Linked DNA regions of Homo sapiens: regions 2, 3, 4, 5 and 6 are each linked to region 1. Evidence: chromatin loops called from intact Hi-C (ENCODE). Cell type or tissue: mammary epithelial cell. All regions are shown on one strand. Region 1 holds the start of SLC7A11-AS1 (SLC7A11 antisense RNA 1). Region 2 has its middle 260 kb from the start of LINC00498. Region 3 has its middle 180 kb from the start of LINC00498. Region 4 holds the start of LOC105377444 (a long non-coding RNA gene). Region 5 has its middle 270 kb from the start of SLC7A11-AS1. Region 6 has its middle 210 kb from the start of LINC00498.

Region 1 (5,000 bases):
TCGCTGGCTCAGGAGTGAAGCTGCAGACCTTTGCGGTGAGTGTCACAGCTCTTAAGGCACACTCTCGACTTGTTCGTTACTCCCCGGTGGGTTCGTGGTCTGGCTGGCTTCAGGAGTGAAGCTGCAGACCTTCACGGTGAGTATTACAGCTCATAAAGGCAGTGTAGACCCAAAGAGTGAGCAGTAGCAAGATTTATTGCAAAGAGCGAAAGAACAAAGTTTCCACAGTGTGGAAGGGGACCCTGTACAGTTGCCATTGCTGGCTGGGGCAGCCTGCTTTTATTCATCCTGCTGATTGGTCCATTTTGCAGAGAGCCAATTGGTCTGTTTTACAGAGAGCTGATTGGTCCGTTTTGACAGGGTGCTGATTGGTGCATTTATAATCCCTGAGCTAGACACAAAGGTTATCCACGTCCCCACTAGATTAGCTAGATACAGAGTGTCCACTGGTGTATTTACAAACCCTGAGCTAGACACAGAGTGCTGATTGGTGCATTTACAAACCTTGAGCTAGATACAGAGTGCCGAGTGGTGCATTCACAATCCCTTAGCTAGACATAAAAGTTCTCCAAGTCCCCACCAGATTCAGGAGCCCAGCTGGCTTCACCCAGTGGATCTCGCACCGGCCGCAGGTGGAGCTGCCTGCCAGTCCCGCGCCGTTTGCCCCCACTCCTCAGTCCTTGGGTGGTCGTTAGGACCGGGCGCCGGGAGCAGGGGGCGGCGCTCGTTGGGGAGGCTCAGGCCGCGCAGGAACCCACGGCGGGGGAGCGGGGAGAGGAGAGCAGGGAGGAGACTCAGGCATGGTGGGCTGCAGGTCCCGAGCCCTGCCCTGCAGGGAGGCAGCTAAGGCCCTGCGAGAAATAGAGCACAGCAGCTGCTGGCCCAGTTGCTAAGCCCCTCACTGCCCGGTGCTTGCGGGCTGGCCGGCCGGCTGCTCCGAGTGCGAGGCCCGCCGAGCCCACGCCCACCTAGAACTCGTGCTGGCCTGCAAGCGCCGGGCGCAGCCCCGCAAGCACCGCGCGCAGCCCGGCAAGCAACGCGCGCAGCCCCGGTTCCCGCCCGCGCGGAGCCCACGCCCACCCGGAACTCATTCTGTCTGGCAAGCGCCGCGCGCATCCTCGGTTCCCGCCGCGCCGTTGCCGCCGCTCCTCTCCCTCCTCACCTCCCCGCAAGCTGAGGGAGCCGGCTCTGGCCTTGGCCAGCCCAGAAAGGGGCTCCCACAGTGCAGCGGTGAGCTGAAGGGTTCCTCAAGCGCGGCCAGAGTGGGCGCCAAGGCCGAGGAGGCGCCCAGAGCCAGCGAGGGCTGCCAGCAAGCTGTCACCTCTCAATAGGAACTGGTACCAACCTACTTACGAAGAAGTATTTGTTTTAACCTGAACCTGGGGTAAGATTTACTCAAAGATTATTTCAGAGTCTAACCCACTCTTAAAACCATGTTTATACATTTACTAGAAATATAAGTCAGTGTCAATGGCATTACAGGGATCGATGGAAAGCAAGTACCTCAATACCTGTTCGACAATTAGGTCATGCAGAAAATCACTAGATGTACGATTCAGTAATTTTTACTTTTATTGGTAGAATTTGGAGAGAAGGAGAAGAAATATGACAAAGAGTAGCAGACATTTAAAGAAAAGGTAAAAGTCAACATTTGCAACCGGGTACTAAAGACTCATTCCTGTTAAAGGAGAGCAGATGTAACTGCTCAACTGCTTCACAATGCCTTTGGTGATAGCTCTTGCTGGGACATGTGGATGAATGCAGTTTTCTCTCTTCACAATTGCGTTGTTGCTTTAGCCAGAACGCTGTGGCATTTTACCAGCCTTTCCCTTCTTGGTCACATTTTTTACAAATATAAAGAAGAAAGAAAATGAACACATTGCAAGTAATTTCTTCTTCATTTTGGTGTGCTATTGAACAACACCGGTGTGCCCCTGTGGTCCTGGCTGCCTGCTTGCTGCTAACTTCCCCGGGCCTCTAAGGCTTGGGCATAGGGAGGCAGAAGATTGTTTGCGGTTTTTCGCTTTTTGCTTTTTCATTGGCGTGACAGTGCCCAGCAGTCTAGTCTATTCTTTCCTTTTTCATTTTTTCACTGGTGTGAAGGAGCACAGTCACTTAGCGAAAGAACGACCTGCGGCTAAAGGGAGCGAAGAAGAAAGGAGCAGGCCAGCCTGGCCTTTCTCTGTGGCCTGAAACTGCCTAAAGTTAATTGCTCACATAAGAAGAATAACTCGTGGTGCTGTAATTGAATTTTTATGGAAATAAACAGGTGGCAGATTTACTATAGCTGGGGGATAGTAGGGGGCGAAATGCTGTAGCCACATTAACCTGTTTAATTTAATAGCTTCGGTACTCATAGGGGGGAAAGAAAAAAGCAGTGTTGCTCTTTGAGTCAGTTGGATGCCAAATGTAAATAACTACAGTTACCCTAGCATGCCCAAGTGGTTGAGCAAAAAAGGGCTTTGTGCCAGCTTCAACTTGGTTTTCATGTTTATTAATTAAGCTCCTGGAAGTTTCAAAAACAGAAGTTTTAACTCACAAAGAACTGGGAAAAAAAGGAAGAGGAAAGAATTTGGCAAAGGGAAAATAGACCGATAGACAGACAGACGGACGGACGGACGCACGCACGCACGCTCGCTCTTCTTCCATTAATGGCACAGCACCAGTCTGTGATAGATATTAGGAGCACTCTATACTGGACACAGGAAGGAAAAACTAAAGGCTAGCTTTGCACGATGCTGCCCCCCAGTGGTAAGATTTTGGAAATGCATTTTTATATTAAGTAGAAGAATCAGTAACTGGTGAGATATGCAGAGAACACCATTAGCTTCTTGACGTAGCTGACGTTTACTTTTAAGCCAAATACCAGGAATAAAAGTTTGTGTTGAAATTTTTGTCTATTTGACTGCAGGGAAAAACAACATGAACTGTTCGTCTATCTATATCGTCATTATTTTTTACCTCATGGATTGAAACAAATTTTAAAGGAAAAAAGAATGTTAAGAAAGAGCAGCACTTACTATCAGGGAGGCACCTCACGAGCATTGTAAACACTCAGGTGAGTAAAACACGTGCATCCTCTGCCAGCTTTCCCAGGCTTGAGTGGTGGGCAGATTCCTAGATGAAGAATTTAAGATAAAATAGAGTTTGCTAAGTATTAAAAAGCACACAAAGAAAAATTAGTGTGAGCGTGAAGTAGAGTATCCAAAATTCATTTTATCAATAAGAAACACTTTACACACTATTTGAATTACCTCATCAAATACCTAATACCCAAGATTATCAGAACCAGAGAAATCCAGCCAAACATTGCAATGGAGCTAAAGAGTAAAAACAAACCCAAGACTAAGCTGGCAAGAAGTCAGAGAGCCTGAAGGGTGCTCTTTCCTCTTACCAGTTTTGTTTTTGGTCCCATAAACCTTTAGTAAGTCCTTGCTGAGTGCATCACACTTTACTGACTGCACTTTAGGGTGTCAACTGAAGAGTGATTAACTTCATAAATCTGAAAGGAGAGCTTAAAGGTTCTTCTCATGAAGGGTTGGAGCCTGCCGGCGACCATTCTGACAGACTGAGAAGTGTAGCCTCTGGCTAGAAGCTGGAAACAGGCATGTAGAGGGTAGGATAGGAAAAATAAGATGGATTTATGGCTAACAGGGTGGCTAAGTATACATATTCAGCAGGTCATAGAAGGAGATATAAATATTCACAAAGGGGAGGCACAGCATGTGTAACATGCATCCCATGTTCACTCTGGGATGAAGACTTAACATTTAAATGTGTTACAATTAGACCTTATACATCAAAAGGTGAACCAGAGGACACAAAGAACCTCTATGTGGCAGCCTACAAAGACGGGCCCCAGGAGCACTTCATGGTCAATGGTCTCTTATCAGGAAGGAATGCTGGTCAGTTGCTGTGTCGAAACTGTGAAAAGGGCCAGGTGCAGTGGCTTACGCCTGTAATCCCAGCACTTTGGGAGGCCGAGGCAGGTGGATCACCTGAGGTCAGGAGTTTGAGACCAGCCTGACCAACATGGCAAAACCCCGTCTCTACTAAAAATAAAAAATTAGCCAGGTGTGGTAGCAGCCACCTGTAATACCAGCTACTCGGGAGGCTGAGGCAGAAGAATCACTTGAACCTGGGAGGTGGAGGTTGCAGTGAGCCGAGATCGTGTCATTGCTCTCCAGCCTGGTCAACAAGAGTGAAACTCCATCTCAAAAAATGAAAATAAAAAATAAATTAAAAAAAAAAACTGAAAGGGAGGGGCAGCATCAGGCAGTTGGTTCCTATAGGTGGCAGAAGGAATCTTTCAAAAGGGCTGGTTACTGTTAAACACCTAGGGAAGAGAACCTAGTGGCGGTTAGCAAGGGAGGAGGTATACGAGGCACATCTGACCTCCCATCGTGTCATGGCTGTGAACTCCATTTTTAAGGTTTCTCTGAGGTCCCGTTGGGCAAGAAGGGGTCTATTCAGTTGGTTTAGGGACTTAGGATTTTATTTTTGTTTCTCAAAGGGCACTTTTACCCCATGTGCTGATGTCTGTCCGTGCACAGCCTCGGGCTCTTCTCTCCTCCGTCTGCATTTTTCCACATAATGGACCTCATTTCCCATCTATGGACCAATGACTTCCATATTTATTTCATCACCAAACCAGTTCCTATTATTTATCCTCATGTCTAATTTCTCACTCAACATCTTCATATGAATGTGTGTCAGGCCCCTCAAATATTATAGGTCTAAGATCATTGGCCCCAATCTTATTCTCATTCAGTATATACACGATGAATATATATACATATTTATGTATATCCTGCTATGCAAACCAGAAATATAAGAACACTGTTTTACATTTTCTACTGTCTCACACCCAGTGTTCAATCCATCACCAACAGTCAATCATGAGTCCTATTAATATTAATTCCTAAATGTCTCATAACTCTATCTACCTATTTCTATATCCATACAACAAACTCTCACTGCAACAATTCAATAACATACCT
Region 2 (5,000 bases), 490 kb after region 1:
TCAAGAAAAACTAACCCAAATACCTAAACAATTTTAAAGTCATTAAAAACATTGATCGGTCTAAGATAGAGTCAGGGGCCAAATGTAATCTCAGAGCCATATGTTCACTTATGTGTACAACTGATTAAAGATGTATTGGTAAAAATCTTATATCTCAACATTTCCAAATATTTTCTTCATGAAGATACACTCAGTGACACTCACATTTGGGACTACTAAGATTATTTGCCTGTGATACGTAATCTGTGCATAGAAGCTGTGAAATCACCTCTTTACCTCCCACTGACCCTTACCAATAGTGTATTAGAACACTAGCTTTGAGAACCAATGTTACGTATTTCAGTACGTAAATACACTATGCGTGTCATCCTATGTAAGGAAATCTTCCAAATTACTAAAGCTTATTCCTTTAAGTGTCCAAATTTTATTTTAATTCTAATTATATTTCCACAAAAGCATAGCCAGGTATAGAAACAAGTGCTTTAAGATATTTTTCCTTTACCAACCACCCTATCCCAAACTTCTATTTTTTATGGCTCCCTGGATAAAGATTTTGTTTTCTAAAGTTTGTTGTCTGAAATCTATGACATATAGGACTTTTTATATACAACAAATACCTATATTATGGGTTACTACGGAGTCTGCAATCACTGGAAATATATACCTTGTTCATTCAAGGTACTACAGACTATGGATGTGAGAAAAAAAAAAGGCAGAGATCCAGCAATACAAATACTAAGGTATTCCTCTTCCCCCAAAATATTTTGGCATATGATAGATCATGATGATGACAGAAAGTATAATAGGAGTATGAACGCTTAGTAAATATCTTTTTCTTTGAGACAAAACTGGAGCATGAGAGATTATGTTTGCTCCACATGCCATCTATCATGAGGTCGATAAACTCTCTTAAGAGTCTATGAGCCAGACTAGCCTATGTCTTCTCTATGCTACTCAGAACCTTAAAGGGCTATAACAACTATGTCAACAAGATGGTCCAGGTATGAAAAAATAAGTATAATCAGAATATTTGGCAATAGCAGAAAAGACAAAAAATTTGCTCCTGATTGGTGACCCTAAAAAAAAATTAACTCGTTTTTATATTGCCAAGTAATGAGTACCACAAACATCTTCAATACATGCTTGTCCCCCTCACCTCAGTTACATACGATTAACCTCCAGTTCATTTTTCATAGTTTGTTTTCCTTTTGGCTAGCCTAAATCATGATGCTGCTTTTGAATAGAAGAAACTTGAGTGGGTGTGAATGTAGTCAATACTAGGTCTTTTTGGGGAACAATCTGGCTTCACCCTCACCTTCCTTCCCTAGAAAACCAAAACAAATATCTAGCATAACAATTATTACCAGCAGTATCCCAGACCTCAAAGCTGAGGCTGAGAAAATTTCTAGGGCCACAGAAAAGTAAAAAACTCCAAGCAGGTGGTAACACAATTGGACTTCTGTATCTGCAACACCCCTGTCTCCAATCTGCCAGGCACTATACGTGGAAAAATACCCCTGGATTCAACAGTTTCTACACATGGCAAAGTGAGATCAAGGTGGGCAGCCAGTTTCCTCACCATCTTGAGTTCCCTTGCAGGGAAACCTTTTCTACCTCAACCCACAGAAACATTGTGAGTGCCTATAGAAAGAAAAACCCCTGAAGGCAGCTAAAGACAAAGTGGGGAGACAGGACTAGCAACCCTAGCCTGTTAAATTCTACTCTTTATCTCAGCTAAAGACCATGCCAAATCAGAGTGGTTATTCAGCAGCACCATGCTGTAGGCGGTAGGCTCCACAGGTCTTCTAAGCATGAACCCTGACTCAGATTTTCAACATTGTTGGGGTGTCTCCTTTAAGACCTCCTCCCCAATTTGAGACAAACAGTGCTCCAAATCTTTGCAAGAGCTGAACGAAGCTGGGTTTATGGCACCATCTAGTGATGAAAAGGAGGCAGTTATCTAAGTAAACGTACCTTAGGAAGACCAAAGAAGCCAGAGAGTAAAGCATGGAATAAATAACCAATCCTTCAGTGCAAAGCCATAGACATACATCCACAAGAAACAATAGTAAACAGGGAACCATAACATCCCCAAGTGGAAAAAATAAGGAGTCAGTGATCAACTCTAATGAAATGGTGATACGTGAGCCCTCAACTCAAGAATTCAAAATAGAAGGTCTAAGATCACTCTAAGATAACACTGAAAAATCATTTCAGAGATTTATAAGAAAAATTTAACAAATAGATTAAAATAATTTTTTTAAAATCAAACAGAAATCCTGGAACTAAAAAATATATTTGCTGAACTGAAAAATGAATTAGAGGCTCTCAATAGCAGACTAGATGAAACAGAAGAAAGAATCAGTGAGCACAAAGAGAGCCTTCAAGAGAGTTTGAATTTCTCCTCAGAAAATGAGATTTTCTTTTCTGTGGCATTGTCAGGCTGCAAATTTTCCAAACTTTTATGCTGTGTTTCCCTTTTAAAGCTGAATGCCTTTAACAGCACCCAAGTCACTTCTTGAATGCTTTGCTGCTTAGAAATTTCTTCTGCCAGATACCCTAAATCACCTCTCTCAAGTTCAAAGCTTCACAAATCTCTAGGGCAGGAGTAAAATGCCACCAGTATCTTTGCTAAAATGTAACAAGAGTCACCTTTGCCCCAGTTCCCAACAAATTCCTCATCTCCATCTGAGACTACTTCACCCTGGATTTCATTGTCCATATCATTATCAGCATTTTGGTCAAAGCTATTCAACAAATCTCTGTGGAGTTCCAAACATTTTTCCCATGTTCCTGTCTTCTTCTGAGCTGTTCCAACCTCTGTCTGTTACCCAGTTCCAAAGTCACCTCCACATTTTCGGGTATCTTTTCAGCAGTGTCCACTCTACTGGTACCAATTCACTATATTAGTCTGTTCTCACACTGCTGATAGAGACATACCTGTGACTGAGCCATTTACAAAAGAAAGAGGTTTAATGGACTCACAGTTCCACATAGCTGGGGAGGCCTCACAATCATGGTGGCCACATGGTGGCAGACAAGAGAAGAGAGCTTGTGCATGGAAACTCCCCTTTACAAAACCATTAGATCTCGTGCGACTTATTCACTATCATGAGACCAGCACAGGAAAGACTAGCCACCATTATTCAATTACCTCCCACTGGGTCCCTCCCACAACATGTGGGAATTATAGGAGCTACAATTCAAGATGAGATTTGGGTGGGGACACAGCCAAACCATATCAGGAAGGTCATAGATTACCATACAGATTCAGTAAAAATAAGACCACCCCAAGGTATATAATAATCAAACTCTCAAAGGTCAAAGACAAAGAGAATACTAAAAGCAGCAAGAGAAAAGAAGCAAATAACATAAAAAGGAGCTCTGATTTATCTGGCAACAGACTTCTTATGTAGACTTGGAAAAAGTAGAATGGCATATTCAAACTGCTGAAGAAAAAAAAACTGCCAACAGAAAATACCATACCCAGAAAAAAAAGCTTTTCTTCAAAATGAAGACAAGAGAAACTCTTTCTCAAACTAAATTTGAGAGAATTCCTCACCAGCAGATTCATCTTACAAGAAATGCTAAAGAGAATTCTTCAACCTGAAAAAAAAAAGAATGCTAATGTGCAAAAAGAAAACATTTGAAAATGTAGAGTTTGCTGGTAAAAGTCAGTATACAGTCAAATTTAGAATAATCTAATACAGTAATTGTTGTGTGTAATCCACTCACATCTCTAGTATGAAAACTAAAAGACAAATCTACCAAAAATAATAAAAACTACACCAATTTGTTAAGAGATAGCCAATATAAACAGATAATTGAGACAACAAAAAGTCAAAATGTGAAGAGAAAGGAATTAAATTACAGAGTTTTTTTAGTTTTTCCTTCATTTGTTCATCTTATTTTTTTGTGTGTATGGTCCAAGTTATCATCTGTTTAAAATAACTTGTTATATCTATAAAATGTTTTTAAGTCTTATGATAACCACAAAGCAAAAACCTATAATAAATAAACTAAAAATTTCAATAGATGGTGAAAAAGCAGTTGACAAAATTCAACTCCTGTTTATGGAAAAAAAAACTCTTAATAAACTGGGTATAAAAGGAACATCCCTCAAAACAATAAACGACATAGATTTAAAAATTCACAGCTAACATATTGAACAGGGAAAAATTTAAAGCTTTTCCTTTGGGATCTGAAACAACACAAGGATGCTCACTTTTACCATTTTTATCCGGTATTTTACTGGAAGCCCTAGCCAGAGCAATTGGGCAAGAGAAAGAAATAAAGGCATCCCAACTGAAAAAAAAAATCAAATTATTACTGTTCACAGATGATGCAATATCATATTTACATTTACAAAGACATATTCTTATTCTCAAAAATTGATACATAATGGTTGTACATATTTGGGGGTATACGTGGTATTTTCATACATGCATACAATGTGTAATGATCAAACCAGGGCAACTGGGACATCCATCACCCCAAACATTCACTCTTTATGTTGGGATCAAATTTTTCTTCTTCAGCAACTTTGAACTATATAACAAATCTTGTTAACTATAGTCACCCTACTATGCTGTCAGACACTAGATATTATCATTCTATCTAAATATTTTCGTACTCATTAACCAGCCTCTCTTCTTTCCTCTCTTCCTTCTACTCTTCCCTCTGGTACATCAAATCAACTCTCTACCTTCCTAAGATCTACTTTTTTAGCTACCATGTATGAGTGAGAACATGTAACATTTGTCTTTCTGTGCCTGGCTTATTTAACTTAACAAAATGACCTCCAGTTCCATCCGTGCTGCTGAAAATGACAGGATTTTATTCTTTTTTATGATGAGATAATATTCTATTCTGTATATGCACCATATTTTCTTTATCCACTCATCTGTTGGTCAATACTTAGGTTGATTCCATATATTAGTTACGGTGAATAGTTCTGCAATAAAAATGGGAGTGCAGATAATTCTTTGATATGCTCATTT
Region 3 (5,000 bases), 400 kb after region 1:
GCAATAACAAGCAACCCTCGAGATCTCAGCAGTTTGAAACCACAGCAGTTTTATATCTGCCTCATGCTATGTGTCCATCATAGGCCTCTGCTCTCACAGCCTCTCAGGGATCCAACTTGCTTGTGTTTAAACAATCACTGAAGAAGTGGGAGAAAGCTTAATTAATCAAGCAGTAAAGAGTCTTCCTAAAAGTCATAAACATCACTTGTTCTCACACTTCATTGGTCAAAGCAAGCCACATGGCATCACCCAAGTTCATGTGGGCAGGGAAGTACAATTCCTCCGTGAGCTAGGGATAACCAGATATATTTGGTGGACAGCTCCTACTCACCTTGTGATAAAGGAAAGAAGTAAGAAAGCAGAAGTTTTAACAATCGGCCCAGAAAATACCCAAAGTCTTTTCAATGACATTCATCCTATTTCTTTATAATGCACACCAGGAAGAAGAGGATGAACAGAGTAAAAGTTACCATTTCCCTCATAGTATATTCTACCTGTAAATGTAGGGTTTAAATGATCTTTTCTTCCTCTTTTGTTTCCATGATAAAGCTAAATGTGAACTTGGCTGGATTCAGAACTTGCGTCTATTAGATTAAAATGGATAGTTCCTAATGTTTATTTACAGTCTATGCCAGATGCTATTCATAGTGGCTTATGTGGATCATCACATATAATCTTCATAGCAACTTACATGAAGTAGGTAGATACTATCACCATCCTCGTGTTCCAGATAAAGAAGGTTAAGAAGAACACAGAACTCGTTAGTGAAAGAGGGTAGATTCCATTTCAGGCATGGACTCCACACCACACACTCTCAATCAACATACAACAGTGAGTAACACTGATAAAATATTTTATTATATAATGCCACTTGAGCTTGTATCTTTGTATAAATGCCAGTGTACGACTGTAATTCCGAGAAAGAGTTTCCAAAACAGTATTCCAGCATGTTCCTCCATTTTTGAAAAAAACCGCTGGCTTTTCACTTCATAAGATTTCATACATTAAATGGAAAAATATGTAAAGAGTGTTTTGGAGCTATTTTATAAACTTTACATGACTCTAAACTAATTAGAGAATTTAAAATTTTACCAAAAACGAGTAAGACTGAAAATTTATGAAGAACACACTGGGATCATGACAATATTCACAGATGCCACATTTATAACTCTGGAATGGCATCCATGGAGACCATGTAAATGTCACCCCCTAAAGTTGTGCAGTGCACAATGTGTATGACCATATGCTGAGGCCCTAATGTTTTTATGGGAAATCTGCCATCACTTGTATTTCTATTCTGATGCTGAGTCTTAATATGCAGTCTTACTTTGATTTTTGTTTCCCAAATAGCTTCAAAATTGTAATACCTTAAGTTCTTCTCCAAATTGGAAGTAGAGAATGTTGTCATACTGACATGAGAAGCATTATAAAAACCAGTCTTAAATGAGCCATCTCATGTTGTCATTTCATTTGCTTAAAGAGTCAGTGTCTGGGTCTACATATGTAAATTATATTAACTGAACTGGAGAGCTGCAAAAATAGTTGAATTTAAGGAACTATATTTACTCAAGCATATAATAACAGCTAATCAATTCAACTATTTTAAAACGTCTTAGAAATATGTCACATACAGACATTATATGTACTGGTATCTATGGGGGGAAATCATAATTATTTTCAAGCATGCAAGAAAGAAACACTACTTCAGTTTATCAACTTCAACAGCTTCCTATTAGAATCTCAGGAAAACTGCTCGATTATTCCTCTTCTTCCACAGGACCCCATTACAGGCCCCACGGGATCTCTCCACTATTGCTATTGTGTCTTAATTTTGTTTTAATCCTATTTTCAATCCTCCAATCCACTCCAATGTCAGCAAAGTGCTGTTGATCTTGAGAAGTCCTTTGTTGTAAATCCCACTGAGCCACTTTCTGCAGAGAAGCTCCCCCTTTGAAGACTTGCCCCAGTGGTCTTTGTGTTGGCTGCTTCACTGAAGGAAAAAGCAGCATGCCTTAGGTAAAAATTTTTTGCAGTGCCTTTTCAAACAGTATTTGTACACTTTAGTAGTCATCACAGAGTCTCTGCTGACCTAAAAGATTTGCAGCTTTATAAAAGCTGTGGCAGATGCTAAGAATATTCATCAACCCTTTTCTTCTTTTGAAACAGGCCCAAAAATGAATGACTTGTGGGCAAATATTGATTTCTTTTCCCAAAGATCAACTATTAAGCATGAAAGAACACCTAAACACAAAATCGAAAGGTTTACCTTGTCAAACTAGGACAGAACGTAGACCACCGCACTTTCCTACCTGAGGACACAAGGGCCAGGGAACAAATCAGAAATGTAATGTCTGTGGCACTTCTCTGTGAGTCTTCTCTGGCAACCGAAGCTGAATAAATGAAGCAACATAAAGCTGTGCTTCTCCAACTTAAACTTTAATGTGAGTATCAATTACCAGGGATCTTATTAAAATACAGATTCTGATTCCCTGGGTCTGGGATAGAGTCTGGTATTCTGCATTTCTGACTAGCCTCCAGGTGATACTGATTCTGCTCATCTAGGGACCTCGCTTTGAGTAGCAAGTGTTTAGGCCACTTACTAGCAGGAACTAAGCACAGTATCCTACAACAGCAAATGTCTTTCCAACAAGAAAGACGAGAGCAAATGCTGATGCCACATCTGCACTGCCTCAGAAAATAAAGAAGGGATGAGGAGCCCCCGAGTGGCACTCTGTGCCCATAAAAAGATCACATCCACATGAGAAGGATTGAGTGAGGCAATGGGGTTGGTGCAAGGAGCTCAGCAATCCCTCTGCTATGCACTGGGGGCACTTGGTTTGGTTTTCACATTACCAGCCTCAGCGAGGTGGAACAGAGGATTACAAAGGGATAATCTAAATGGCAATTGCAAGTGTATTGCTGTGGTCACCAGCACCTTTTCCATCAGTATTTTCCATTTCTCCAAAGCCATATGGAGCAGTTGATCTATTTGGGTGATTTCTTAAGAGAAAATGAACAATACATGGTCCCGAGTGGTAAGTGTAGTGAAAGTTAAAAATGATATTTTCTTTTATCCCAAAGACTCCAAAATGTTCACAGATCTTACTATTATCATAAAAATAAATGACAAAAGGGATTTAGTTCAGTTAGAAAGCATCCTGCTATTGGCCATGTAGATAAACTTAAAATAAAACACACTGTCTTCTAGCCTTCAGCAGCTTCTAGCCTTCAGCAGCTTCTAGCCTTGAGCATTGAGATAAAAGTCCAATATGAAGTTTCCTAATGATTTGAAGAGCTAGCTGTTTTAACAGAGATCATGGGAAAAGAGTTAGAAAAAGAGAGATTTCAAATCCAAAACTAAAAAAAAATAGTAGATGTATGCTTCAATAGATTTGTTCCTTTAGCATATGCTCCATTGATCTTTCTGAAATTCTTCCAGGTGAGTTACCTGCTCTGTCCAAAAGGGATCACCATCAAAAAAATAAGAAGTCTTTTTAGACTAACAATTCCCTTTAGTTGAGGCAGAGACTTTGGCCAAATTTACAAAGAAACATTTTTCACTGACTTGCCAAAGATATATATCAAGAGTATACGTAAAAATGAAAAAGAAATTAGACACAATTGTTTAAAAGCCAGTTATGAGAGCACCAAATCTACAGTGGTAGAGATTTGAGTTGGAGCCTGATTAGAAGGAGAACAGCCAAACAGAACCTGGCCTGACTTATAATATTACACCCAAAGCAGGGACAATCTAATTGGTGGGCTGAGTAGGTAGCCACCTACATGAAATAAAAGGGTTGTAGCGAATCTTCCTCTATCCCAGTCCAAAAGCATCTTTTGCCTAAAATTCCAAATTAGACACCCTATTCCTATTAATATATCCATGGGAGAAGTAACACCATAAATTCTCTTGAATCCTTAATATATTTCATTGGTTTGTTATTAGAGCCTCTTTGCATTATCTAGCCGTAGACACATTTTTTAATAGGTTTTGGGTGGAACGACCATCCTGGCTAACAAGGTGAAACCCCGTCTCTACTAAAAATACAAAAAAAAATTATCTGGGCGTGGTGGCGGGCACCTGTAGTCCCAGCTACTCGGGAGGCTGAGGCAGGAGAATGGTGTGAACCCAGGAGGTGGAGCTTGCAGTGAGCTGAGATTATGCCACTGCACTCCAGCCTGGGCAACAGAGGGAGACTCCGTCTCAAAAAAAAAAAAAAAAGTTTTGAGGGGAACAAGTGGTGTTTTGTTATATGAATAAGGTCTTTAGTGGGGATTTCTGAGATTTTGGTGCACCCACCACCCCAGCAGTGTACACTGTACCCAATGTGTAGTCTTTTATCCCTTGCCACCCCCCACCCATTCCCCCAAGTCCCCAAAGTCCAATGTATCATTCTTATGCCTTTGAGCTCCCACATAGGAGTGAGAACATGCAATGTCTCGTTTTCCATTCCTGAGTTACTTCATTTAGAATAATAGTTTCCAATTACCTCCAGGTTGTTGTGAATACCATTGTTTCATTCCACTGTATGTCTGAGTAGTATTCCATGGTATTATGTATCACATTTTCTTTATCCACTCATTGATTGGTGGGCATTTGGGCTTGTTCCGTATTTCTGCAATTGCAAATTGTGCTGCTATAAACATGCGTGTGCAAGTATCTTTTCTGTATAATGACTTCTTTTCCTTTGGGTAGATACCTAGCAGTGGGATTCACTGGATCAAACGGTAGGTCTACTTTTAGTTTTTTAGGAATTGCCACACTGTTTTTCATAGTGGTTGTATTAGTTTACATTCCCACCAACACTGTAACATTGTTTCCTTTTCACTGCATCCTCACCAACATCTATTAATTTTTGATTATGACTATCCTTGCAGGAGTGAGGTGGTATCACATTGCGGTTTTGATTTGCATTTCCCTGATAATTAGTGATGTTGAGTATTTTCTCATATGTTTGTTGGCCATTTGTATATTTTCTTTTGAGAATTGCCTATTCATG
Region 4 (5,000 bases), 360 kb before region 1:
TTTATTATTACTTTTTATTCTCTATTTTTGGTTGGTTTGCTTTTCTAGTTCATTGAGATATATTATTAGGTTGTTTATTTGAACTTTTTCAACTTTATTGATATAGGCAGTTAGTGCTATAAAATTCCCTCTTAACAGTGCTTTTGCTGTATCCCATAGGTTTGACATGTTGTGTTTACATTTTCACTCCTTTCAGGAAGTCTTTAGTTTTCTTCCTCTTCTTCTGTCTCTCTCTTTTTTTTTTTTTTTTTAAATGGGATAGGGAACAGGGTTTCACTCCCATCATCCAGGCTGGATTGTAATGGCACGATCTCAGCTCAAAGCAACCTCTGCCTCCCAGGCTCAAATGATTCTCATGCCTCAGCCTCCTCAGCCTCCTGAAATCCGTATTGTTTAATTTCCATGTGTTTGTATAATTTCCAAAGCTTTTCTTGTTATTGATTTTTAGTTTTGCTCCATTGTGGTTAGAAAAGATACTCAGTATAATTTTAATTATCTGAATTATTTAAGACACATTTTTGGACCTAACATGGTCTATAATTAAGAATATTCCATGTGCTGAGAAGAAGAATGTGTATTCTGCAGCCATTGGATAAAATGCTCTGTAAATATTTATGAGGTTCATTTCGTCCATACTGCAGATAGAGTCAGATTTTTTGTTGATTTTCTGTCTGGATGATCTGCCCAATGCTGAAAGTGAGGTGTTGAAGTTCCTAGCCATGATTATATTGGGGTCTATTTCTCTCTTTAGGTGTAATAATATTTCCTTTATATATTTGAGTGCTAACGTGTTGAGTGCATATATATTTACAATTATTATACCCTCTCACTGAATTGATTGCTTTATCATTCCATAATGACCCTGTCTCTTTTTACAATTTTTATCTTGGAATCTATTTTATTTGATATAAGTATAGCTATGCCTGCTCTTTTTTGGTTTCTATTTTCATAAAACATCTTTTTCCATCCTTCTACTTTTAGTCTTCTTTTGTTTTAACCTATAAAGATGAAATAAATTTCTTGTAAACAGCATATAGGCAAGTCTTGTTTTTTTATTCATTTGGCCACTTTACATCTTCTGGTTTGAGAATTTAGTCCATTTACATTCAATGCCATTATTGATAGATAAAATTTATTACTGTCATTTTATTTGTTTTCTGGTTGTTTCATTGTTTCTCGTTGTCTTCCGTCCTTTTTCTTGCTTCCTTTATTTCTTCTTTCCTTCCTTCTTGCCTCCTTTCTTTCCTTCCTTCCTGTCTTCCTTTTTATAGAAGTGATTTTCTGTGAGAGTATGTTTTAATTTCTTCCTTTCTGTGTATTGTGTATCTGTTACAGGTTTTTGTTTTGTGGTTGCCATGAGGCTTGCAAAAAATATATTATAACAAATTACTTCAAACAGATGATAACTTAACTCTGATTATAAAGAAAGGAAAACAAGCAAAGAAGCAAAGAGAACACTAAAAAAAGTCTACTCTTTAATTCCATTCACCCTTCTTTTTGACGTTTGATCGTTTCTATATGTATCTTTTCATACTCTCTATATCTTAAAAAGTTGTAATTATTATTTTTGATAGGTTTGCCTTTTATTTATTTACTTTTTTTACTAAAGATATAAGTGGTTTGTTTACACACCACAATTACAGTGTTAGGATAGTCTGTCTTTTTTGTATACTTACTACTACCAGGGAGATTTCTATATTCAGATGATTTCTTTTTGTTAATTAGCATCATTTTCTTTCTGATTGAAGAACTCCCTTTAGCATTTTTTATAAGACAGGTCTGGTGTTGAAATCCCTCAGCTTTTATTTGTCTGGGAAAGCCTATTTCTCCTTCATGTTTTAAGGATCATTTTGCTGGACATAATGTTCTAGGTTGGATTTTATTTCCCCTGCACTCTTAATATGTCATCCCACTCTCTCTTCACCTGTAAAGTTTCCACTGATAAGACTACTACCAGACATATGGGAGCTCTTCTATATGGCATTTCCTTATTTTCTTTTAAAGCTTTTAGTGTCCATTCTTTATCCTTGACCTTTGACGGTTTTATTATTTTATGGCTTGAGGTGGTTTTATCTCGGTTGAACCTGCTTGATGTTCTATAAACTTACAGGACACAAATATTCATCTCTCTCTCTAGGCTTGGAAAGTTCTCTGTTATTATTTCTTTGAATAAATTTTCTACTTTGATCTCTCTCTCACTCTCTCCAATTTCTATAAAGCCAATCACTCTTAGATTTTCCCCTTTGAGGCTTTTTTTCTAGATCTTGTAGTTGTGTGTCTTTATTTTTTTTTCTTTTCTGTCTGTGTATTTTCATATAGCCTGTCTTCAAGTTTGCTATTTCTTTATGCTTAGTCAATTCTGCTTTTAGGAGACTGATGTATTTTTCAGTTTGTCAATTGAATTTTTAGTTCCAGAATTTCTGCTTGATTTTTAAAAATTATTATTCCAGTCTTTTTGTTGTGTTTCTCTGATAGAATTCTAAATTCTCTGTGTTATTTTCAAGTTCACTGACCTTCCTATAGACAGCTATTTTGAATTCTCTGTCTGAAAGGTCACATATCTCTAACACTCTAAGATTGGTCACTGGTGCTTTTATTTGGAGATGTCATGTTTCCTTTCAAATTCTTTTTTGTTTTGTTTTTTGAAACGGAATCTCACTCTGTCGCCCAGGCTGGAGTGCAGTGGCGTGATCTCGGCTCACTGCAAGCTCCGCCTCCTGGGTTCACGCCATTCTCCTGCCTCAGCCTCGCGAGTAGCTGGGACTACAGGTGCCCGCCACCACGCCCGGCTAATTTTTTTTGTATTTTTAGTAGAGATGGGGTTTCACCGTGTTAGCCAGGATGGTCTCCATCTCCTGACCTCGTGATCCGCCCGTCTCGGCCTCCCAAAGTGCTGGGATTACAGGCGTGAGCCACCGCGCCCGGCCTCCTTTCATATTCTTAATGCTTGTGGACATTTGTCAAGGTCTAGGCATTGAAGAGATAGGTATTTATTTTGATCTTGAGAGTCTGGGCTTGTTTGTACTGGTCCTTGAAAAGGCTTTCCATGTGTTTAGAAGGGGTTGAGTGCTGTGATCTAAGCCCGTGGTCATTGCATCCATATCAGCACTAGGGGGCTCCCTAAGCTCAGGAATGCTGCACCCTTAAGGGACTCCTAGAGGGAGCGGCAGGCTTGAGTAAGATAAGAAAGAAAATTCGTGAAGCCTTCCGTATTTTTTGGAAACCATCATCCTCAGCAAACTAACACAGGAACAGAAAACCAAACATCGCATGTTCTCACTCATAAGTGGGAGTTGAACAATGAGAACACATGGACACAGGGAGGTGAACATTATGAGAGCTGCTGGCAGTCCTCACAGCCCTCGCTCGCTCTCGGCGCCTCCTCTGCCTGGGCTCCCACTTTGGCGGCACTTGAGGAGCCCTTCAGCCCGCCGATGCACAGTGGGAGCCCCTTTCTGGGCTGGCCAAGGCCGGAGCCCACTCCCTTAGCTTGCAGGAAGGTGTGAAGGGAGAGGCGCCAGCGGGAGCCAGGGCTGCGCGCGGCGCTTGCCGGCCAGCTGGAGTTCTGGGTGGGCGTGAGCTTGGCGGCCCCGCACTCGAAGCAGCTGGTCCGCCCTGCAGGCCCTGGGCAATAAGGGGCTTAGCATCCGGGCCAGCGGCTGCGGAGGGTGTACTGGGTCTCCCAGCAGTGCCAGCCCGCCGGCGCTGCGCTCGATTTCTCACCGGGCCTTAGCTGCCTTCCCGTGGGGCAGGGCTCCGGACCTGCAGCCCGCCATGCCTAAGCCTCCCACCCCCTCCATGGGCTCCTATGCGGCGGGAGCCTCCCCAACCAGTGCCACCCCCTGCTCCACGGCACCGAGTCCCATTGACCACCCGAGGGCTGAGAAGTGCCGGTGCACGGCACAGGACTGGCAGGCAGCTCCACCTGCGGCCCCAGTGCGGGATCCACTAGGTGAAGCCAGCTGGGCTCCTGAGTCTGGTGGGGACGTGGAGAACCTTTATGTCTAGCTCAGGGATTGTAAATACACCAATCGGCACTCTATATCTAGCTCAAGGTTTGTAAACCCACCAATCAGCACCCTGTGTCTAGCTCAGGGTTTGTGAGTGCACCAATCGACACTCTGTATCTAGCTACTCTGGTGGGGCCTTGGAGAACCTTTGTGTCCATACTCTGTATCTAACTAATCTGGTGGGGATGTGGAGAACCTTTGTGTCTAGCTCAGGGATTGTAAACGCACCAATCAGCGCCCTGTCAAAACAGACCACGCGGCTCTACCAATCAGCAGGACATGGGTGGGGCCAGATAAGAGAATAAAAGCAGGCTGCCGGAGCCAGCAGTGGCAACCCGCTTGGGTCCCCTTCCACCCTGTGGAAGCTTTGTTCTTTCGCTCTTTGCAATAAATCTTGCTACTGCTCACTCTTTGACTCCACACTGCTTTCATGAGCTGTAACACTCACTGCGAAGATCTGCAGCTTCACTCCTGAAGCTAGAGAGCCCACAAGCCCACCGGGAGGAATGAACAACTCCAGATGCACTACCTTAAGAGCTCTAACACTCACCGCCAAGGTCTGCAACTTCACTCCTGAGCCAACGAGACCACGAACCCACCAGAAGGAAGAAACTCCAAACACATCTGAACATCAGAAGGAACAAACTCCAGGTGCGTCACCTTAAGAGCTGTAACACTCACCACGAGGATCCACGGCTTCATTCTTGAAGTCGGTGAGACCAAGAACCCACCAATTCCAGACGTAATTACACAGCGGGGCCTGTCGGGGAGTCGGGGAAAAGGGAAGGGAGAGCATTATAACAAAAACCTAACACATGCCGGGTTTAAAACCTAGATGACGGGTGGATAGGTGTAGCAAACCACCACCGCACATGTATACCTATGTAACAAACTTGCACGTTCAGCACATATATCCCAGAACTTAAAGTAATTTTTTTTAAAAGAAAGAATTCCCTGGGTTACTAAGGGAATTACTAAGCAAAGGCTCTC
Region 5 (5,000 bases), 270 kb before region 1:
CCTTCATAAAACTAGAAACGTTAGAATTGAAAAACTGAAGAGACTTGTGAATTTTCTTTTAGTTTTTCTTTAAACAAAAACCTAGAAGTACTGAGTTCAAAACCCTAATGCACCATAGTTGTGAAAAATATAAGAATACTAATGATAAAATTACATTATGTAATTATTCCATATATCACCTCATGCTAAGTGTGTTCACTTTCATCATCTAATTTAATTCTCACAACACACTTATGTTATAGGAATTTTTTTATAGATAATGAATTGCAGCTTACAAAAATTGTCCAAAATCACATATTTCTCTCCATGTTGTATTTTTACATTTAAGCCTAGTGAATAGGTTTTCTCTTTAAAATTATCTCAGGATAGACTGTCTTAGTTTTGTGTTTTTTTATATAGTGGACTTGTCTTTTTTTTTTACTGTCTTTGAGTCTACTATATCTAATATATGTATAGCTACTCTTGCTCTTTTTCAGTTTCCATTTGCATGGAGTATCTTTTTCTATCCATTCACTTTCAGTCTATGCAAGTTCTTAAGGTGAAGTGACCCTCCTGTAGGCAACATATAGGTGAACCTTTTTTTATTCATTCAGTCACTGTATGCCTTTTAATTGGAAAATTCAGTCCATTTTCATTCAAAGGGGTAGAGTAATTTTCTCTAGTAGTACGTTTCAAATTTTTGCTTTTTATTTTAAATGCATCTATTATAAGTTTTTACTTTATGGTTACCATGAGACTTACAAAAAACATCTTAACGTTATAAAAGACTATTTTAAACAAAAAACAATTAACAAAAAAATCTACTTTTTTTTTTTTTTAAGACAGAGTCTTGCTCTGTTGCCCAGGCTGGAGTTCAGTGGTGCCATCTCGGCCTCCCGGGTTCAAGTGATTCTCCTGCCTCAGCCTCCCAAGTAGTTGGGATTACAGGTGCTGCCACCACGCCCAGCTAATTTTTTGTATTTTTATTGGGGACGGGGTTTCACCATGTTGGCCAGGCTGGTCTCAAACTCCTGACTTCAGATGATTCGCCCACCTCGGCCTCCCAAAGTGCAAAAATCTGCATTTTTACTCCATTCTCCCCCATTTTGAATTTTGGATGTCAGAATTTATATCTTTTAATGTTGTCTATTCTTAATAAGTTATTATAGTTATTAGTTTTAAGTTTTGTCTTATCTTCATATGTGTAAATATAGTGTATGAGTGAAATATATATACTATATATATATACCATATATAAACTATATATATAGTTTACATGCCATGATTGTAATATTAAAAAATTCTGAATTTATCTGTGTACTGACTTTTACCAGCGATCTTCATACTTTCAGCTGCTTTTGTGTTATAGGTTAGCATCCATTTGTTTCAGGTTGAAGAACTCCCTTTAGAATTTCTTGTAAGACAGGTTGGGTGGTGATGAATTCCATTAGCTTTGTTTGTCTGGGGAAGTCTTTACTTCTCCTTCATGTTTGAGGAATAGCTTTGCTGGGTACAGTATTCTTGATTAGGAGGTTTTGTTTGTTTGTTTACTTGTTTGTTTGTTTTTTCTTCAGCACTTTGAAAATACCATCTTACTTCCTCCTGTCCTCTAAGGTATCTGCTGAGAAGTCTGCTTCCAAGAATATTCAAACTTCCTTTTATGTTATTTGATTATTTTCTTTTGCTAGTATTAGGATCTACTCATCGTCTGTGACTTTTGAGAGTTTGATTATTTTATGCTTTGAAGTAGGGTTATTTGGGTTGAATCTGACTGGTGATCTTTGACCTATCTATACCTGGATATTTATTTCTCCACATTTGGAAAGTTTCCTGCTTGTTATTTCTTTGAATATTCCTTCTACCCCTTTGTCATCCTCACTTATTCTTGAATACCAGTGACTAGTACATTTTCTCTTTAGATGTTGTCCCATAGATATCTTAAGATTTAATTCCTCTTTATTATTTTTTTCTTTTTCCTCTTCTGTGTTTTCAAATAGGCTGTCTTTGCATTCATGGATTCTTCTGCTTGATCAATTCTGCTGTTGATGTTCTCTGTTGCATTTTTCAGTTTGTTCAATGTATCTTTCAGCTATTTGATGTCTATTTGATTTTTTAATAATTTCAATTACTTTTTTAAATTTTTAAAGTTCTGAATTATTTCTGTGTTTTCTTGGAGTTTATTGACTTTCCTTTAAACGGCTATTTTGAATTCCTAGTCTGAGTGTTCACATATTTCCACTTCTTTATGGTCATTGGTATCCTGTTTTGTCCATTTGATGAGGTCATATTTTCCTGATTGCTCTTGACGCTTATGGATATATATCAATGTCTATGGATTTAAAAATTTAAAAACTATTTGTTCCAGTCTTTGCTATAGGCTTTGTGTCCAACTTTTTATTATATTCTGTCTAGACATACTGTGCTGATTGATACAGTGTTTCTTAGTTTGAGATTACTGCCTTTTCTTCAGCACTAGATGGAGCCCTAAACCCAGGTTTGCTGCAAGTCTACTGTGGGCTCTGAGGTTGGCATAGCATTTAACTTGGATAGGCCTAGAGGAGACCCAAGAAAGTTACCTGAGCTATGTGGAAACACCAGCTAGGGAATCATGCCTACACAACCCATAGACCATTCTTCCTGAAACATGGCATTGCTCAACAGCCTCTCTGATTTTGTGTTTCCTCTGGTGAGAATGGAGAGCAGCCATACTGACATTCTGGCTACTGCTAGCCCCATCCCCATTCTTTGTCTCTAGCTGGTCTCAAGTGCTTTAGCGCTGCAGGCACTCACTACAGGCACTCCTGTAGGTCAAGGCAAAAGAGAGTTTCCTGTGAAGAGACCCAGGATAGTGAGGAAGCTGAGTGTATTTTAGTTTTTAATACATAGCTATCTTAACTAAACATGTGTATAAAAATAATTTATTTTCATTAGAAATAATTTTATTTTTACCCTAACATGTTTTTCTTTACATTGATGTAATATAAATTCCTATCCTTTGAATTGATGGTGATACAAATGAAATGGGCTTTTTGAAAACTAGTGAATGCATGGTTATCTGTTAAGAGCTGAGGCATAGAGTAAAAGCCCAGTGAAAACTGAAAAATATGTAAGTCATCATGAAGATGATTTAGAAACTAAAAAATATTAGTTTGCTAGATCTGTGCCAAAACAGTGGTTTTAAAAAACAAAAATTTAATGCCTTACAGTTCTAAAGACTAACGCCTAAAATTGAGGTATCAGCAGGGCCATAACTGCTCTGTGACTGAAAAGAATACTTCCTTACCTCTAGCTTCTGGTTTATCAGCAATCTTTAGAGTTTATCCGCTTGTAGATAGATGTATCACTCCAATCGCATGGCTATTTTTTCTCTGTGTCTTCATATCATCTTTTCCCTGTGCATTTTTGCCTCTGGGTCCGAATTTTCTCTTTGTATAAGGACAATAGTCATATTGGATTAAAAGCCACCTTAGTGACCTCATCTTAACTTGGTTAAATCTGCAATGACACTGTTTCCAAATAAGGTCACATACTCAGGTTCTGGGGTTTAGGGCTTCAGCATATCATTTGAAAGGAATACAATTCAATTAATAAGAGTGGTAAATAGGACTTTCTCATGCTTTTCCCTCAGCAAAATCATGAAGTAAAGGAAACTGATTCTTGGATTATACCAAATCTTTTTATTGTGCTCATTTTTGTTGGTGAGTCTGATCCCTTCTCTCTCCTTCTCATTAGGAACGCTGAGCTCAGTGCCCATGCATGTACTCTTCCCTCTTACTCCTCTCTCATCATAATCAAACTGCTCATTGGTCTTATATTCACCCTCCATCATAAATTATAGCTTCAGGGAGTATGTACATGTGGGGTGAAATGGATCCTTAAAGAAACAGAGTATATAGAGCATAGCAGAAAGCATATCCTGTTTATAGAGGCTTTTCCAAAATAGTTTATTCCTAATTTTCTTCAATGCTCATGCTAATAGCTATGATTCATTTTTAGACTCAGACTCAGAATAAATATAGCATTCTAATTATTTTTAAGGAAAATGTATTTTTCCTTAATAATAAATAAATTGTGCTACTTTTATCTGTTTGAAGTAATTAAAACGAGGATTTTGATGTTTTAATCTACAAAATTATACTGCAGGCACAAAATCAGAAATATTGAGTTAAAAGAAGAACGGACAAATTATACCAACTTTCAGTTACATTGTAGTAAATTCCTTTTGGCAACCTGTATACATGTATACAACAGATAGACCTAACTGAGTTTTTAAAGAACAATTTCAATATATTCCTAAAGCCATTTTCAAGGATTTCTGTGATTGAGGGAAAATAAAAATAAGAGAAGTTAATTAAAATGATTGAATTTTGTCAGTTTTAGCAAGGTAAGCTATATCCCATCAAAGACAGGGTGGATGCAATATAAAGAAAATAAATCAAATATGAAGATATTAAATTATTTAACAATAATTTACATAGTTTTGAATTAATAAGACTAGGCAAGCTTAGTGAATAAAGAAATGTGCATATATTTACTTAAAAACAACACATTTAAAATATGCTTCTAGTAAGTCTGACTTTTTTAAGGGTACACAATACAGTTGACATCAATCTAAAGCACTGGCATTCGATTTCTTATTATTTTGCATTACTAAATATCAAGTGTATAAATAATTATCATGCATAAATATAGGCTGGTTGTTCAAAATAACTTTCCACAGTGTTTCATCTATTTTGTATCCAGCTAAAATTTAACCCTATCTTCAGAGGGACAGTAGTATTTTAAACCAAGTCAATTAATAGTCTATATCAATCAGACAAAGGTATATTTTTTCTTAAAATAAATCCTACAAATAGCTTAATTTTAAGTTAATTCCTGATATTTGCATTATTTATTTCATTTAGAAACATATTGCACATATATTTGAAGATAAAATATTTAAGTTTTATCTTTCCAAAAGCTTGACTATCATCTTATCATGGACACTCAGAATGTCAAAATTAGGACATGTAGCCATTCTT
Region 6 (5,000 bases), 430 kb after region 1:
AAAGGATTCAATAAGAAGTATCTCTGTTTCTAGAACATTCTCAAGCAGAAGAAACAAGCTGGTTAGGAGGTAGTTTTTTTCTGATGTGACCAGTTTGATGAAGTGGATTAGTGAGGATCAGCCTCTCTCCTCTGGTAAAAAGGGACTGAGAAATCACTGGGAGAACCAGAAACTGGCCTCTGACTAGCACACTTCTCTCCTTCGGATGATGCTTTGAAAACTAAGTCAACTCTTTGGTTTCTGAATAGAAGCCCAGCAACAGATAAGTTGCAGTCCAAAAGGCTTGACGGATATGGCACCTATTGGTAGCCAGTTTCATTAAAGAAGGATACCTAGACAGCAAACTTATTTTACCTTGAGTCTAGAGGTGAATATTAAGGGAATAAGTGGTTGGTACCTCTACTTCAATCTTGGTCCTTCATATGCCCAATAAGTAAATAAGTCTCTGTTTCAGAAGTGTAAGTACTATCAGGAGTAATTAATTCCATTTTCTGTCCTGATAGTTGAGGCACTGTCGTGGGCTATTTCTGCTACTAACCTGGGTCTTCTTATGAATCCAGAACAAGATTTAAGGGTAAAACTGTGGTGATAAGACCCAGGGAGGAAAAGGTCATGCTGTCTTAAGCTCCATCAAAAGCAATTATGAACAGCAACAGGCTATGACATTCAGGACATCAGTACTAGGGAATAGCACTTAGAATTAAGACTTGAATTGGGTTTGTTAAAAGTATTGTACATGAAGACTTCCATAGTGTCTCTTATAGCTTATACTAGAAAGATTTTGACTAAGCCTAATGTACTACCAGCCAGGAACCACCTAATCTTATGCCATAATGTTATTTTGGACCGTGGATAACAGTCATATATGACTTTATTTTACTTATATCAACAAGCCTAGTATTTTATAGTTGTTAATTCAAAAGTACTTGTTAAATAAAATGGAATGGAACTAAATAGATCCTCTTGAAGAATCTAAAAATTAGCTAGATGTGGTGGCTCATGCCTGTAATTCCAACATTTTGGGAGGCCAAGGTAGGCATATCGCTTGAGCCCAAGAGTTCAAGACCACCCTGGGCAACATGGTAAAACCCCATCTCTACTGAAAAATAAATAAATAAAACATTTTTTAAAAAACCTACAGTTTAGTGTATTTTCCATCGTATGACCATGCTTTGTGTGACTTTGTTATGGAGAAATGATACATTCAATTAGAAAATATATATACTTTGCCTTCCATCTACTGCAAGAGTGATCAAAATTGTTACCTTTGAGGAACAAGTTTTCAAAGGCAGGTTTGCTGTCATATACAAGACATAGTGGAGAATCATAATTAAGTCATGTAATATCACTGATTAAACAAATGTATATCATGGAGACTAAAAGAAACATATTATATGATAGCCATTTCTGTAATTACAGCTACTTAAGAGGCTGAGGCCCAGGATTACTTGTGCCCAAAAATTTGAGGTTGCAGTGAGCTATAATTGTGCGACTGCACTCCAACCTGGGTGACGGAGTGAGACCCTGTCTCTAAAAAAAAAGAAAAAGTGCTGCTGGGGTGAGGGTGACAGACAAGATACCTGACTAGACACAGCCAGGAAGTCTTGCTCCAACCAAAAGAATCCAAATTATCAAATAAACCACCATATTTTAGCAGATCTTTGGAGAGAAAATGCCAAGAGTGGATGGAGAGGCAATGGTGAAGCTGAGGCTGAAGTCGGAGGAAGCTGTGAACCCTGCATGGGGTACCTGAACACCAGGGCAAGTTTCTGGCCCAGAATGGCTTCTGGGAAAGGGGTGAGTGAGGGAACTGGGGGACTGCTCACTTTTACCGTGGACCTCTGGGATCCTAGCTATAAGGGGACCCCACATCCCCCATGGATGTATGAGCTGGCAGGGGAAATCTCCCTGGGGTACAGGCAGAAATAGGTCTTCAGACAGTGTGGGGCCTGGGAGCTTTTGTGCATTGGGCAGCTCCAGCAGAGAGTGGCCATAGACACCCATCACCCAGGGCTCCTCATCCCCCTCCAGTAGGCACATGACCTAACTGTCCTCCAAGCCAGGAGAGAGTGGAGCCAGCTTCGCTGGGGGACTGGGACATCTGCTCGGTGACGTCTTCTGCCTGGCAGCTCCTCCCAGGGCCCATGCCTAGCTGCCCTGTAGAAGTGAGTGCACAGCACAGCCCCTAAAGCCCAGCCTGAGTGCAGTGCTGCACCTGAGTACTTTCCCAGTGACCCAGGAGCACAATGGATCCCCTAGTGCAGCTAGAACCTGACTGCGAGCCACAAGGCATCCTGGTGCCCCAGGACTGTGGTGCACAGCTTGGAAGTATGAAGCCAAGATCTGTGGCCAGCACTAGAGCTGTGGAGGAGGCTGCACCCTCAGACCACTGAGAGGGGAGAGATGTGCAGGTTCTCAGGCCAGGGCAGAGTAGGGTGTGTGTCCTCCATAGGGCCAGTTTAGAAAGGTTATGGCATATCTCCCTGCTGCAGCTTCTACCTGACAGGGCCCCACAGCCCAGGAGACCTAACAAAAGAAGTGCACATGCAGTGCAAGTCTTCAGAGGGAGATCCACCAAGGCCCAGGAGTGGATCTGACGAGGGACCATCTCTCCCTCCACCACAACAACAACAGAGCATCACTGCAAAGACAAGGAAATACAAAAGAGCCCCATGGCTGGGTATTAACCTAGCTACCAGCCATTACACTTAACTGCCATCTACTGGATCACAGTCCAAACTACAACAACAAAAATTATCCTGCTAATACATACACCTGTGAAACCAAGTTCAAGAATTCACCCACACATAAAGATACTGTACAGAGCCCTGGCCCTCTAAAAGCATTCATAAATGAAGCCAACTGACTATACTCAACTTTCACCACAATTAAAAGAACACCAACCCCACCCCCCCGACCACCAGATGAGAAGAAAAGAGTTCTGGCAATTCAAAAAGCCAAAATGTCCCCTTACTTCCAAATAAGTACACTAGCTCCCCAGCAATAGTTCTTAACCAGTCTAAAATGACTAGAATGATTGACATAAAGTTCAGATTCGATGGCAAGGAAGCCCATCAAAATTCAGGAGACAGTTAAAACCCAATCCAAGGAATCCAGTAAAATGATCCAAGAGCTGAAAGAAAAAAAACTTTTAGTTTACTTTGGTTCTTTCTTAAAATAGCTATTTTTGAGGTTTGAAAACCTCACTGCAAGAATTTCATAATACAATTAAAAGTATTACCAGTGGAATAGACCAAGCTGAGGTAAGAATCCCAGAGCCTGAAGACTGGTTCTTTAAATCAATTCAGTCAGATGAAAATAAAGAAAAAAGAATTTTTTAAAAATGAATAAAACCTCTGAGAAATATGGGATTACGTAAAGAGAACAAATCTACAATTCATTAGCATTCCTGAGAGAGAAGAAAGAATAAGCAACTTGGAAACTATATTTGAGGATATAGTCCATGAAAACTTCCTTAATCTCACTAGGCACATTGACAGGCAAATCCAAGAAATGCAGAGAACCCCAGCTAGATACTATACAAGATGGCCAGCCCTAAGGCACGTGTTCACAAGATTCACCAAGGTCAATACAAAAGAAAAAAGCTTAAAGGCATCTAGACAGAAGGGTCAAGTCACATAAAGAGATAACCTCATCAGGCTAGCAGCAGACATCTAAGCAGAACTTGTATAAGTCAGAAGAGATTGAGGGCCTATTTTCAGCATCCTTAAAGGAAAGAAATTCCAATCAAGAATTTCTCCTAAACTTCATAAGTGAAGGAGAAGTAAAATCCTTCTCAGATGAGCAAATTCAGAGGGAATACATTTTACCTAGACCAGCCTTACAAAAAGATCCTTAAGGGATTGCTAAATATGGAATCAAAAGAATGACACTTGTTACCACAAAAACACGCTTAAGCACATAGCTCACAGGCAGTATAAAGCACCTATACAATCAAGTCTATATAACAACCAGCTAACAATGCAATGACCTGATCAAAATCACACATATCACTACTAACCATGAATGTAAATGGATTAAACAAACCACTTAAAAGTCACAGAGCGGCAAACTGCATAAAAAGACAAGACCCAACAATCTGTTGTCTTTAAGACACCCATCTCCCATGCAGTGACACCTACAGGCTCAAAGTAAAAGGATGGAAAAAGAGCTACCATGCAAACAAACAAAAAAAAAAAAGAGCAGGAGTCGCTATTCTTATATCAGATAAAACAGTCATTAAACCAATAAAAATTAAGAAAAGCAATGAAGGACATCACATAATGATAAAGGGTACAATCCAACAAGAAACTTAACTATTCTAAATATATACACACCCAACACTGGGGCACCCAGTTCATAAAACAATTTCTTCCTAACCTATGAAAAGACTTAGACAAGCACACAATAATAGTGGGATACTTCAACACCCAATTGACAACATTAGACAGATCATCAAGCCAGAAAACTAACCAAAAGACCCTGGACTTAAACTTGACACTTGAGCAACTGGACCTAAGAGAAATCTACAGAACACTCCATTCAACAACCACAGAAAATTCATTCTTCTCATCTGCACATGGGATCCAGATAAAGCATGTTAACAGGAAAGTTTATAGCCCTAAACACTGGTATCAAGAAGTAAGTTAGAAAGATTTCAAATTAACTATCAACATTTTGTCCTAAAGTAACTAGGAAAAAAATGAACAAACAAATCCCAAAGCTAGCAGAAGAAAACAAACAACTAAAATTAGAGAGGAGCTTAATGAAATTAAGATGCAAAAATCCATACAAAAGATCAGTGAAACCAAGAGTTGGTTTCTTGAAAAAATAAACAAGATCAATAAACTGCTAGCCAGATTAACAAATAAAAAAGAGAAGATACAAATAAGTACTCTCAAAAATTACAAAGATGACATTACCACTCATCCTACAGAAATACAAAATATACAAAAGATCTTCAGAGAATACTATGAACAACTCTGTGCACACATATTAGA

What was found. A loop is a pair of places that touch in the nucleus more often than their neighbours do. Peaks named below come from ENCODE experiments on the same cell type or tissue, not always from the same donor. Only the 100,000 strongest peaks of a DNase experiment are listed, where the experiment ranks them.
Region 2: a loop joins it to region 1, with 10 times the contacts of the local background. A loop is called at or near these places in 9 of 110 quality-filtered maps.
Region 3: a loop joins it to region 1, with 2.8 times the contacts of the local background. A loop is called at or near these places in 3 of 110 quality-filtered maps.
Region 4: a loop joins it to region 1, with 11 times the contacts of the local background. A loop is called at or near these places in 7 of 110 quality-filtered maps.
Region 5: it touches region 1 in a loop (14-fold over the local background); 18 of 110 quality-filtered maps call a loop at or near these places.
Region 6: it touches region 1 in a loop (8-fold over the local background); 5 of 110 quality-filtered maps call a loop at or near these places.

The regions. Positions count from the first base shown.
Region 1 is chr4:138,087,923-138,092,922 of GRCh38, forward strand. It overlaps LINC00616 (long intergenic non-protein coding RNA 616), which reads right to left. Exons shown (of 11, transcript NR_037866.1): 7 at 3,021-3,117. It overlaps SLC7A11-AS1 (SLC7A11 antisense RNA 1), which reads left to right and starts at 1,092. Exons shown (of 7, transcript NR_038380.1): 1 at 1,092-1,384; 2 at 2,912-3,058. In mammary epithelial cell, CTCF peaks have their summits at 2,747 (motif pointing left) and 4,279; a DNase peak (open chromatin) is centred at 2,739; H3K4me3 peaks cover 171 bases.
Region 2 is chr4:138,574,996-138,579,995 of GRCh38, forward strand. No RefSeq gene overlaps it. Among named protein-coding and RNA genes, the nearest start is that of LINC00498, 260 kb to the left of the region's middle. In mammary epithelial cell, CTCF peaks have their summits at 1,932 (motif pointing left) and 3,026 (motif pointing right); no DNase peak of the experiment used is centred here.
Region 3 is chr4:138,492,371-138,497,370 of GRCh38, forward strand. No RefSeq gene overlaps it. Among named protein-coding and RNA genes, the nearest start is that of LINC00498, 180 kb to the left of the region's middle. In mammary epithelial cell, a CTCF peak has its summit at 2,746; a DNase peak (open chromatin) is centred at 2,741.
Region 4 is chr4:137,730,229-137,735,228 of GRCh38, forward strand. LOC105377444 (a long non-coding RNA gene) reads right to left here and starts at 4,729. Exons shown (of 2, transcript XR_939236.1): 1 at 4,692-4,729. In mammary epithelial cell, a CTCF peak has its summit at 3,104 (motif pointing right); no DNase peak of the experiment used is centred here.
Region 5 is chr4:137,817,584-137,822,583 of GRCh38, forward strand. No RefSeq gene overlaps it. Among named protein-coding and RNA genes, the nearest start is that of SLC7A11-AS1, 270 kb to the right of the region's middle. RefSeq lists a silencer at 2,361-2,410. In mammary epithelial cell, a CTCF peak has its summit at 2,458 (motif pointing right); a DNase peak (open chromatin) is centred at 2,498.
Region 6 is chr4:138,519,902-138,524,901 of GRCh38, forward strand. No RefSeq gene overlaps it. Among named protein-coding and RNA genes, the nearest start is that of LINC00498, 210 kb to the left of the region's middle. In mammary epithelial cell, a CTCF peak has its summit at 2,718 (motif pointing left); no DNase peak of the experiment used is centred here.